2 separate regions of the Mus musculus genome follow, and region 1 is linked to region 2. The links are chromatin loops, found by intact Hi-C in ENCODE. Cell type or tissue: left cerebral cortex. All regions are shown on one strand. Each heading gives the region's core, and the rest is flanking DNA. Links, peaks and the distances in the headings are about the cores only.

What was found. A loop is a pair of places that touch in the nucleus more often than their neighbours do. Peaks named below come from ENCODE experiments on the same cell type or tissue, not always from the same donor. Only the 100,000 strongest peaks of a DNase experiment are listed, where the experiment ranks them.
Region 1: it touches region 2 in a loop (2.9-fold over the local background); 2 of 42 quality-filtered maps call a loop at or near these places.

Annotation. Positions count from the first base shown.
Region 1 is chr2:59,158,793-59,164,170 of GRCm38, forward strand. Ccdc148 (coiled-coil domain containing 148) reads right to left here and starts at 1,891. Exons shown (of 15, transcript NM_001372501.1): 1 at 1,555-1,891. It overlaps Pkp4 (plakophilin 4), which reads left to right and starts at 2,058. Exons shown (of 22, transcript NM_026361.2): 1 at 2,058-2,336. In left cerebral cortex, for the core only: a CTCF peak has its summit at 3,256; DNase peaks (open chromatin) are centred at 1,465, 1,921, 2,294, 2,845 and 3 more places; H3K4me3 peaks cover 4,216 bases; H3K27ac peaks cover 3,322 bases.
Region 2 is chr2:58,734,979-58,740,356 of GRCm38, forward strand. It overlaps a transcript of Upp2 not described here. Among named protein-coding and RNA genes, the nearest start is that of Upp2, 18 kb to the right of the region's middle. In left cerebral cortex, for the core only: a CTCF peak has its summit at 2,419 (motif pointing right); a DNase peak (open chromatin) is centred at 2,606.

The DNA of each region.
Region 1 (5,378 bases), core at 199-5,198, 420 kb after region 2:
AAATGAGTTAGGGGACATCCATTATTCTTGATGGGTTTCAGCAACATTTTATTCACTGACAATGGAAATGACATGTAGGTTGCACATATAAAAACAATAGAAAATTATTTGACAGATATGCGTTTTGAGAAAGATACAAAAGAAAATAATTTTTAGAGTAAAACCAAAATTGTTTTTTTTCCCCCTTCCTTCTATGAAGGACGAAAAAAAGAGACCCATTTTCTCCTTTGAGTAGGCAAATATTACATTCATTTAGTATTACTTAAATTAAGAACAAACAAATTATTGGTATCTTGACTATACATTTAAAATATCTTACTTATCTTTTCATTTTAACTTTTTCCATTCGATGAACAAACACACAATAGCAAGAAAACAACAACAAACACAAGAAAAACTCAAAAGCAGGCAATTTTCCTAATGACAAGCCATGAGATATCTTTTCCTCCAACCTTAATGTTTGCTTCTAAAATATTTAAGTGGTACATCCACATGCTCATGCATTTTGTTCTACAGTCCAATCCTGCACGGAACTGTCAATTAAAATCAAGTTTACAATAAGTACCAAGGAGATTCATTTTCCAAGCAAGTTGCCATATTAACATTTCTTAGGCTATATTTTATAGCATAAAAGCCAAAACATGCCACCCAATTAAAATTCAGAATGTAAATTAGATATATAGAGCTTGCATACACAATAATCTGCTTCTCACAACAAAATATTTGTAATGTAAAATTCCTATCAGCTTTCCCCACAAAATATAACAAGGAAAATTAATATCCCTTATTGTGAAGGGAGATAGTATAATATTTTTTTCTTTTTACTAAAGAGGATATTATGAAAATAACAAAGCCACCAAAAGAAGAAACATGAATACATCGGTGGCTATATGCTAGAGTGGTACTATTTTTAAAATATGTTATGAAGCAATATCATGTGTAAAAGTTCCAGATTAATAGCTACCATCTAATTATGAACATCACTCATCAAAAATAATTAGCACGAGCAAACTAGCACAAAATGATTTAAAATGAAAGTAGAGCACTCATTATTAAAGGTCAAGATTTGGGTGCGAATGCTCCCCTGTCCCAATTCATCATTTCCTTACCGATTTTAGTATTAATCTGGAAAACTGCCAGAAAGCAAAAATCCATCATTTGTAATCTATTTTTTTCTTTTTGAGAAATCATTGGGATGAATTCTGGCACTTCTCCAGCCTCAGACAAACTGGGAAGAGCATGCACCTGCCAAGCTCAGCACAGAAAGCACATAGTCCAAGAGGGAGGGGCGGAGGAGAGATCAGACTTGCTGTTTTGGGAAGCAGAGAACTCATTCTGTTGCGGGCTGGTCCTTTAGTACAACCCCACTCAGTTTCCTTACCAAAATACCACGTGCAAGAAATCCTGTTTTCGTTGGGAGGGGTTATAGGCTGGAAGAACCAAAAATCAGAGGAAATGTAGACTCAGGGAAGGGGGAGTGGTTGGAGAAAGAATTCAAGTGACCCTGTGACGTCAGGAAGAAGCAGAGATTTAAGGAATGGAGTGGAAACTCACCGGGCTGCACAGATCTCAAAGGTCAAAATGCATATAGCCTCGCATGCTCCCCAGATGCAGGAAAAATGAAACGCCCACTCCTGAGCTTTCAATGTAAAGTAGAAGTCCGGGGGCTCAGTTGTTTCTGCCTTTGACGCTGGGGACAAGCCCTACCATGCAGAGTCTTGGCAATACTCAAAAGCAAGACCCGCCCGATTTCAGAGCCCTCTCCCGGGAATCCCCTAATACTCCTTCCCCCCACCCCCTCCCGCGCCGGAGGCTACAGACACCTTCATCTTCACTCCCCACCTTCTCCTGGCCCTCTAGCTCTTAACAGCATCGGTCTCCATGGCGACCTGAAACCGCAGCTCCCATTGGCTCGTTCAATATGAGGGCCGGGCCAATGGGGAGGGCCGGCCCTCTCCTTCCGCCCAATGGGGCGGGCGCGGAGCCTGTCTGGGGACGGCAGCGTGCTGACGTTCCCGGGTGCCGGGACTGGCCGGGCGGGCGGGCGGGCTGGCGGCGGGGCGGCGGCCTCTGAGCAGTCTAGAGGGCTCCGGGGCTGAGTGCGCGTGGACGCCGGCCGCGGCGGCGGCACTATGGGCACGGGGTAGAGGCGAGCTGCCGCCGCCACCGGGGTGGTGGGAGAGCCTCTTCGGGGGAGGGGGCGGGAGGGGAGGGAGGGGAGGGCAGCGGCGAGGCTGCCGCACTTCGGCCAGTTTGCTCCGGTGCCGCAGCGGCGACCCTTCGGCGTGGATGTCCCTGGTCCCTGGAGCGACGACGGCCTCCGCCTGAGCTGGAAAGTAAGTGCGCGGGGCTGGCGGGAGGGCTCGGGGCTCTGGGGTGCTAGCTGCCCAGAGCGCGTCGAGCCGGGACCTGGCGGCGGCCAGGCGCCCCCCGCGGCTCCCTGGCTCGGATCTCTCGGTCCCCGCCGCGTGCTCCGCCATCCCGCCCGCCTCTCCCCTCCCCCCGGCGGCGCACAACTTTGCCCCGCACAGCTCGGCGCGGCCGCTTTTCCTCCCGCACCGCGCCACCGCTTCTCGAACTTGAGCCCCGAGGCTCCCGCGCGCCGTCGTGCCCGGGACCGGCCGTCTGTGTGTCCGTCCCTCGCTCCACCGAAGCAACCGCCAGCCGTGCCTCCCACGCTCGCCCGGCGTGTCGCCCGGGCCCCCAGAGCAGCGCTGGTGCCCGTGACGACCGCCCGGAGGGTCCAGGGCTCCCAGCTTGCAGCTGCAAACCGCACGCTCCTCCCTAGCGGGCGCCCCAGCCTTAAGGCTCCAGGCTGCCCTCCCGCGCCGCACTGCCTCCTCGCGCTGCCAGGAGTTAGAGCGAGCAGCTGCACCCAACGGAGGGTCGTGGGTCCCTGTCCCCTCTTACTCCTTGGGAAACGAGAGGGCGAGCGGCGGGACCGGGTTTTGGCGGCATAGTGACTGAGTGCGACACCCGGCGAGCGCGGGCAGCGGAGGCGCCGCGGTTGCTCCGGGCGCCGCGATAGGCAGGTGTGTGCGTCCAACGGGCGACGCGCGCTGCCAGCTTGTAGGCTGGCGACAGATTGTGCTGGAATGCAAGGAATGCACCAGGGACAGAGTCCGCACGGGCCGCGGCCGCACTAGCGCCTTCCCGGCCCTGATCTCGCCGCGTAGCCAGAGGTCACGGCGCATCTTCAGAGCTGGTAAGCCTCGTTCACTCTCCTGCCTCCGCTTCTCTCCCTGCGGCAGAGGGCGGTGGAGAGGGAAGCGCGGTAGTTTTCTTGGGGCTCCAGCCTATGGTTCTGGATTTTTTGCTGCATTGGTCTCCAGGACCGTGAATTTAGGTGTCAGTGTACCCAAGGTTATTATTGATCGTTGCAGAAGGCTCTTGGCAAGTTTGCTTTTGCAAGATTTGGATAGTGCGTGGTTTTTTTTTTTTTTTTTTTTTTTAACCAGGGTTTTCTGAATACCAGCAGAGACAGGGCCGAATGTTCTTGAGTAAGCTTGCAGCCAACATCTTTTAGCTGTATCAGAAAATGTCTTTTAGTGCTCCAGGTCCGGGGTGTATTGCAAGAGATCTTGAATGCATCACTGCTGTCATGAGGATCGGAATATTTTCCATCGTCATACTGGGCTGTGTTTAGGCCTCGTATAATACATAATGAATAGTAACAGAGCAGCAGTGTTTGGCCAGCGATGGGACAGATAGAACTGTCTGGTACAGTTAAATTCGGGGCGTGTAAGTTACCACTGCAAGTAACCCGGGGACATCACAGTCATGTATATTTCAATATGTAATTTATTAGTGGAAAGCGCCATTTCTTTCTTTGTCACTCAGTTTAACTGAATAAAAAGCACAGTCCTACAACTTATAAAGATTGGTAAATATGTATAAAATTGGTAACGACTAGTATACATTTCCTTCCTTTCTTCCTTCCTTCCTTTCTTTCTTTCTTTCTTTCTTTCTTTCTTTCTTTCCTAAATTAATACAGAAAAGCAAAATTTTGACAGATGCTCTCCCAGAACCAGGGTTAGGTTTTTGCTTTTGAGAAAGTAGAAGAAATTGTCTCTTTTTAAATGGAGTATATCCCATGGAGCATTTCTGATACCTAAGAAACAGTTGTGGGAAATGGTATGGTGAAAGCAAGAACAATGTCTGGAGGAAGTGTTTCTGGCTGAAGGCATACGGTGTGTGCTTCCATTCCACAGTCTGCTTTGAAGGTTGCTGGCACTAGACAACCTTCTGCATTTGGTTATTTTCCCTCAGATTCAGGAAAATAAGCCAGTAGTTCAACCAGTCACCTGTCTTCTGACCCCTACTTTGCATGCATCAAGGGCATTGAAAAGTCTGCAGGCATTTTAGTTAAGACCCAAGGGAGAAGAAATGATAGGTTGTGTCTTCTGGCTTGCTACATTGTTTTTCAGGTATGCCTGTAGTCAGTGAACCTTCTAATTTAGAGGTTTAATTCCCCTACAGTAACAATGCAGAGGATTTGGGGAGTTTGTAAATGGCTACAGGAAACTTTTATTATGTAACGATACATTATAACAGTTTAACTCTTGGTTGTTTAATTTGACATGAAAATTAGAAAGTTAACTAGAAAGGGGAGGTCCGTTCTGCAGCACAGGCTTGAGGCTTACTTACCTAGCGTGCCTGAGGTCCCAAGCATTCCCTGTTCTTGCTCCCCAAAATGTAAACGGGAATTTATTTTCTCTGATTCACCAGAAAGGAAAGATTTTGTTCAGATATACAGAGTGCACGTGAGCATGATTGACTGAGCAGATAAGTCTCGCCTGCTTCAGGTAAGAGCAGACATTCAATTAGAAATACATCGTGTTTGTTAGTAAGACTTAGAGAGAAGGCTCATAATCTAGAACCATTGTGAATATAAAACTATCCTGACCAAAGGAAAGGTCCTCCTTACCGTCTTTTATTATGTAAGGAGAGGTGCTGCGGTTGGCAGCTGTATGCCATATGGAAGCTCCTGAGTTGGGAGGGATTGAGCATTCTGCTGGTTCTTACCTCTGGTTTTGGGTGGAGATAAGGTAGCAAGAAAATGATGGCAAGCCTGAAAGAAGGAAGCAGATGCTAGTGAGCCCGAGAGAAAGCCATACACATGGTTGCTGCATACAAGCTGCGTAAGCCAAGAGAATCCTGTACGTGGATCTGACATAACATAAGTTGAAAGAACTCTTTACCAATTTCAGTGTAATAATAAAAAACAACTGAGTAATCATATAACCTTGAGTATTTAGATGAAGTCAGCATTAAATCAGAACTGCAATTTTATTCCTTCTCTACAAATTGGCAAAACAAATTGTAAAAATTTAAACTACTTAAGTTGATTTTTAAAAATCTAGTTGTTGTCATCTTTT
Region 2 (5,378 bases), core at 138-5,137:
AAAACAAAAACAAAAAAAAAAAAAAAAAGACACATACCAAACAGAAGATGGGTTCTCAGTTGGTTCTGAATGAAGGAGAGAGTCAGGTCAAATGTAACTTTGGTGTTGAAAAAATCAACCAACCTTTTTCTTTAACAGGTTTATGCCAAACACCCAGGAAGGGGTAGAGAATCTTCCCGCATTTCTCCTGATGGGCAATGAAACAACATGGCTTCCAACTGGGAACATTTACTGAAAACCCAAAACAAAAGAAGTGAATGGCAGAAGACATACATAACCCCCTGGGCTGTGATCTCTAAATTCCACATTCAGAAGCCTTGACTGTGGACATTGAGGGAGTGAAGAAAGCATTGACACAGAAAAAGCAATACAGCGGGGTCAGGTGGGGCTTTCTAATGGCTACTACAGCAGCTATCTGGAACATAGTGTGTTTATTAGGTATGGCCTGGAGTAGGTGTGGCCTTGTTGGAATGGGCGTGTCACTGTGGGCCTGGGCTTTAGGACCCTCATTCTAGCTGCCTGGAAGTCAGTCTTCTCCTAGCAGCCTTCAGATGAAGATGTAGAACTCACAGCTCCTTCTGCACCATGTCTGCCTGGACTCTGCCATGCTCCTGCCTTGATGATAATGGACTGAGCCTCTGAACCCGTAAGCCAGTCAACAATTAAATGCTGCCCTTATAAGAATTGCCTTGGTCATAGAGTCTGTTCACAGCAGTAAAACCCTTCCTAAGGCACACACTCATACACTCATATGAAGTCATAAAGACTCCTGAGGGAAGCTTTGCCATCCCTCAGCCAGGTAAGGTTTTGCTGAAGCCTTCGGGTCTGGGACATGGCTGTGCCCCTGTCAACAATACAGGTTCCACTGAGTATGTCACTCATTCAGAGCTTCCTCTGCTCCCTACAGGGTCTTCCTGCTTTGCTCAGCCATTCTTGCCCTCCAGAGCTAAGCTATCTTCCTGCCTCAGTCTCCAAAGCAGTTGGGTGGAGTATACGCCCACGATGCCCTCATCCGTTTCTCAGACCCATTAAAAGAAAACCTCCATTATAAGTCCTGTGTCCCCACTAAAATTCTCAAATCCATCTTTCAGTAGTTTTGCATGTTTTGAGATGTGTCTTATTTGGCCATTTTAATTTTTGTATCCTTCATGTTTTAAGTAAATAAGTGGGCTCAAGCTTATATCTGCAATTAACTGCAATGTTTTCAAAATAGGCTTTACCACAGCCTCTTTAAGTTGCAGTGTGTCTTAAATCAGGCTTCTATCTTAAAAAATAAAGAGGCGGCACTGAGTAAATGCCTGATTATTCACTTTAAATGAACCACTATGTGCAAATGCACATCGTTAACCTTGCCGAAGCATTGATTGCTACCATCAACGCGATCAGCAATGCTGTAAAGACCCTGAGATCAAATTTTCTTCCTTAAGAAATTATTTAAGAATCGGAAATGGGGTAACATTTAGTTACTTGATGAAAGCAGCATAGATTTCCTATTCTGGGGAGTGATAGAAATTGCTACAACCTCATTGCATGGAAAGTAATGGCTCCGAAGACTAGGGCGGAGAGAGAAAAGCAGAATCAAGGAAATGACTTTTGCAGGAGTAATTACAGATTGTGAGGTGGTGGCTGTGTTTAAGGGATTTTGAATGGGATTTTAATTTAGGGAACACTAAATATCAGGGTAGTTAACCGAAGGACAAGGGAGACCTGATAAGCTATGAGCTATTTTCTTGTCATGGAGGATTACCTGATAATTCTTCCAATAAGCTCCTGATTTTATGCAAATCAGCAAAGCCTCTGCAATACAAGCAGGCCAAATCCAAAGCAAATTTTGAGAAAAATCAGCAGAAAAGACAATGCTGGTACCACCCACCTTGTGTTTTGTCTGACTAATGGAAGGGGTACAGGGACAGAAGTGGCCAGTTTAAGTGTTAAATTGCTACATTTCTCTGAGCCTTTCTCTAGTCATTTATAAAACATCCCAGATGAATCATTGAGGAACCACACACTCACACGTTTACTTTACAAGGGTCTGACATCTATGTGGGAGAAACTTGCCTACTGTTCACTGTGGTGAGCTGGGCAAACATGGCCTCCCTCAAGCCGATCACAGTCAAACTTATACAAGTGTTCACAGGGCCTGGCTTCAGACAGCAGGTTTTTGAGTGGTTGCCTCTGGGATGAATGATAAATGATACAGCATATGAATCTAAATCTTTCCTTTTGGGAAACTGATTTTGAGATCTTTCTGCATATGTTATTGAGAGATTGCTTCTCAGTTCCAAATGTACTGCCCCACCCCCACCTCTTACCCCCAACTCCCACACCTATAACACACCCCCTTTTTATTTTTTTATTTTTTGTGCTCTCTGTAAAGTGAAGCTGGCCTCTTTATGGTTTTTCTTTATTCACTGAGTTTACCAGTAGAGGGTACTAGAGAGTTATTATAGGAGAAGAGTTTTCTTACCTTTTTTTTTTTTTTTTTTTTTTTTTTTTTTTTTTTTTTCTGCCCTCGCCTACTTCTTTACTTTTGGCTGGGGATTTAAGGATTACACCCAGGACACCTGCACTGTGAGCAGCGTCTGCGGCATTTGGCTCCTATAGGCACAGGGCTTCTCTTACTAATGCTCCCTTTGCAGGAAAACAGCCTTCTGCAGTGTATTCAGCATGCCCAGCTCCAGCAGAGCATGGAGGCTGATGACTTTCCCAGGAACTGTTGGGAAACCTTTACAGTAAAATCTCTCTATTGAAGCATCTCCCTTTGGGTAGCTCCTCTAACAAGCCACAACTTCCAGCAAGTCCTGCTGGCTAGTCATTGATGACTTCACTGTTGCGTTAACAATGTTAACAATTGTTAACAGTTACACCCTTCAACAATGGCCCCATCAGTTCAGAGTACTATAATAACGTGCCACAGAATGGGCAGGAATTTCCAGCTCTGAGGTCTGGAGATCTGGCATCAGTATGCCAACATGGTTGGGTTTCAGTGAACTCGCACAATGCCAGGGCTCACACTACTGACTTCTTGTACCCTCATTGGGAGGCAGACTGAGAAAAACCCCTGGGCTCCCTCTATAAGGCGGTTGACCTTGATCATGAAGGCTCCAGCCTCAAGACCTGGTCCCCTCTAGTCTGGATCTCACGGTTAGGCAGAAGGAGTGTCTCAGCCTGAGCTGGTGGTTAGAAATCTATCAGGTCCATGTGCAGTGTGCACCTTGATTCTTAATAGCAAAATTGTCATCACTCCAGTCTCTTCTTACAGCTCAGTCTTGGTAGTAAACTCCTTGTTCAAATCACTGGCTTGCAACGGACTCTAAACTACCCAAGCTGCCTGTAGCTCCCCCATTTATATTGATGTCGTTTATGTAGAACCTCATGCCCAGTCAAATAGGACACCTTTGCCTGTGCTTACACGGATGTCAGAAAGGACTTCAAATACATGTTCAGGTCTCTTGGCTTGAATGAAGTATTAATTATCCAGCTTCATTTAATAGAGGAAATATCAGGGGACATAAAAAAGTATCTGATTTCCTCATAATTGAATACCAAGTTAAATATAGGTGAGTTGAATAAGGGTCTGGAGTCAGAATCCTGGCATTCTGACTCCAATCCAATGTTTTTTCTTTGCTGTTACAATGAATCTACTCAGGAAAAAAATGTATTACTTTAATAGTCACTTGCATACGACGACTTCATTAGATATTCACATTCTAGGATGCTTGTTGGCCAGGAGGGGGTTGGGAAATTGTGGAGTTCAGCATCAGAGAGTCATGTCATGGACTATGTAGCACCCATGAGGGTAAGTGGACATTACCATGAATTTAAATATCTACATTATAGGGTCATTTATTAAGGGAACAAAGTCTCACATACATGAAGCTACTTTGATTATCACTGGACTTAGGAAAAGAAGGTAAGTGAAAAGATCATTGAATCACAACAAACCACTAGCACACTACTGTGATTACAGTGTCTGGGAGGCAGAGGCAGGAGGATGTCCTGTTTGAGCTTGCTTTGGGACTCCTACCAAGAGCCTTTCTCAGAAGAAAAAAAAAATCATGATAAACCCATTCCCCTTTACTTCATTATTTTTCTCACATTTCCATACCTTCATTTTAGGAGAGAAAGATTTCAAAATCCTTTTCTAGTGTTTCTCCCTGACTTGCCATTGTTTCTGCTCCTTCATAAAGACTTCGTGTCTTATAGCACAGTGTGGAACGTGTTTGAATGAGTCTAAAGGAGGTGGGTTTCTTGATCCCTCCTTCATCCTTCCTTTGTATGGTCAGTGTGGATAAATGGAAGGTTAGATGTATCTGGATTCGTGTATCCTCAGAGCCTCTCTCCTGCCTGCCTGGCCCCATTGTCAGAGTCACATAGGCCCTCCTGGGCTATAATCCTCTGTGACTGATGTCTGACTCTGGGGCTGAGATCCACACAATGTTACAGACATCTCCTTAACCCCTCAGCAGTCAGGGAATCTCTCTTGCAGGACATTTTTGTTTAAGAGATTTAGATTCAATGAACCACAAAAGAAGGTCCCATTTCTTCATTTGCATGTTTGTGATTTTATGTTGCATGGTTAATTTTAGACAAAAGTCTGTGTTGAGATAATAAATGATGGAAGAGAAGTGGTGGCTTAGGCGAGACTGAAGGGCTCTTGCTGCTCTTCCAGAGGAACTGAGTTCAGTTTGCAGCACCCACAACAGATGGCTCTCAACCAGCTGCCAACTCCAGCTCCAGAGGATCCCACTCCATCTTCTAGACTCCAGGGGCATCAGCATTCACATGTGTACATGTGGATATACACACACTCAATTAACAATGAATCTCAATAAAAAGTAATAAATGATATTGAGGTAAAGGTTGATAGACTTTGTTTCATACATATACTTAAGATATACTTTCTCCTGAGTAATGATAATAGTTATTTTCACTTTACAGGAAAAAAAATCAAGTGTGGAACAATGATGTGGGTCCATTTGGCTTAAAAAGAATTATCTTCTCAGTTGGCCACACTATGGATTCTCTATTATTGTGAACTGGTACAGCTCTCATGTGCATTAGAGCTGTGCTTGCTGTTTCCTGCTGCTTCTGAAGTCAGGATTGCCGTCTTTCTCTGAATGCAATTCCTTTCCATTTATTCACACACAGAGTATCCTCAAGAACAATGCATCGTTTGCTGCATTGACCGCCCGTGTCCTTATGCTCTCTGTGCTTTGAGTGTATGGACTCTATGGTTCTCTTTCCTAGCTAGTTCAACTCGAATAAGGACTGGCTAAAGCTTGGCAATGGTTTTTCTGCCTTCAAACAGAGTGATGACTTTTACCACAGTGCCTGCCATCTTGTGTTTTACTCATCAGACTGGAAGGGTGTGAAGA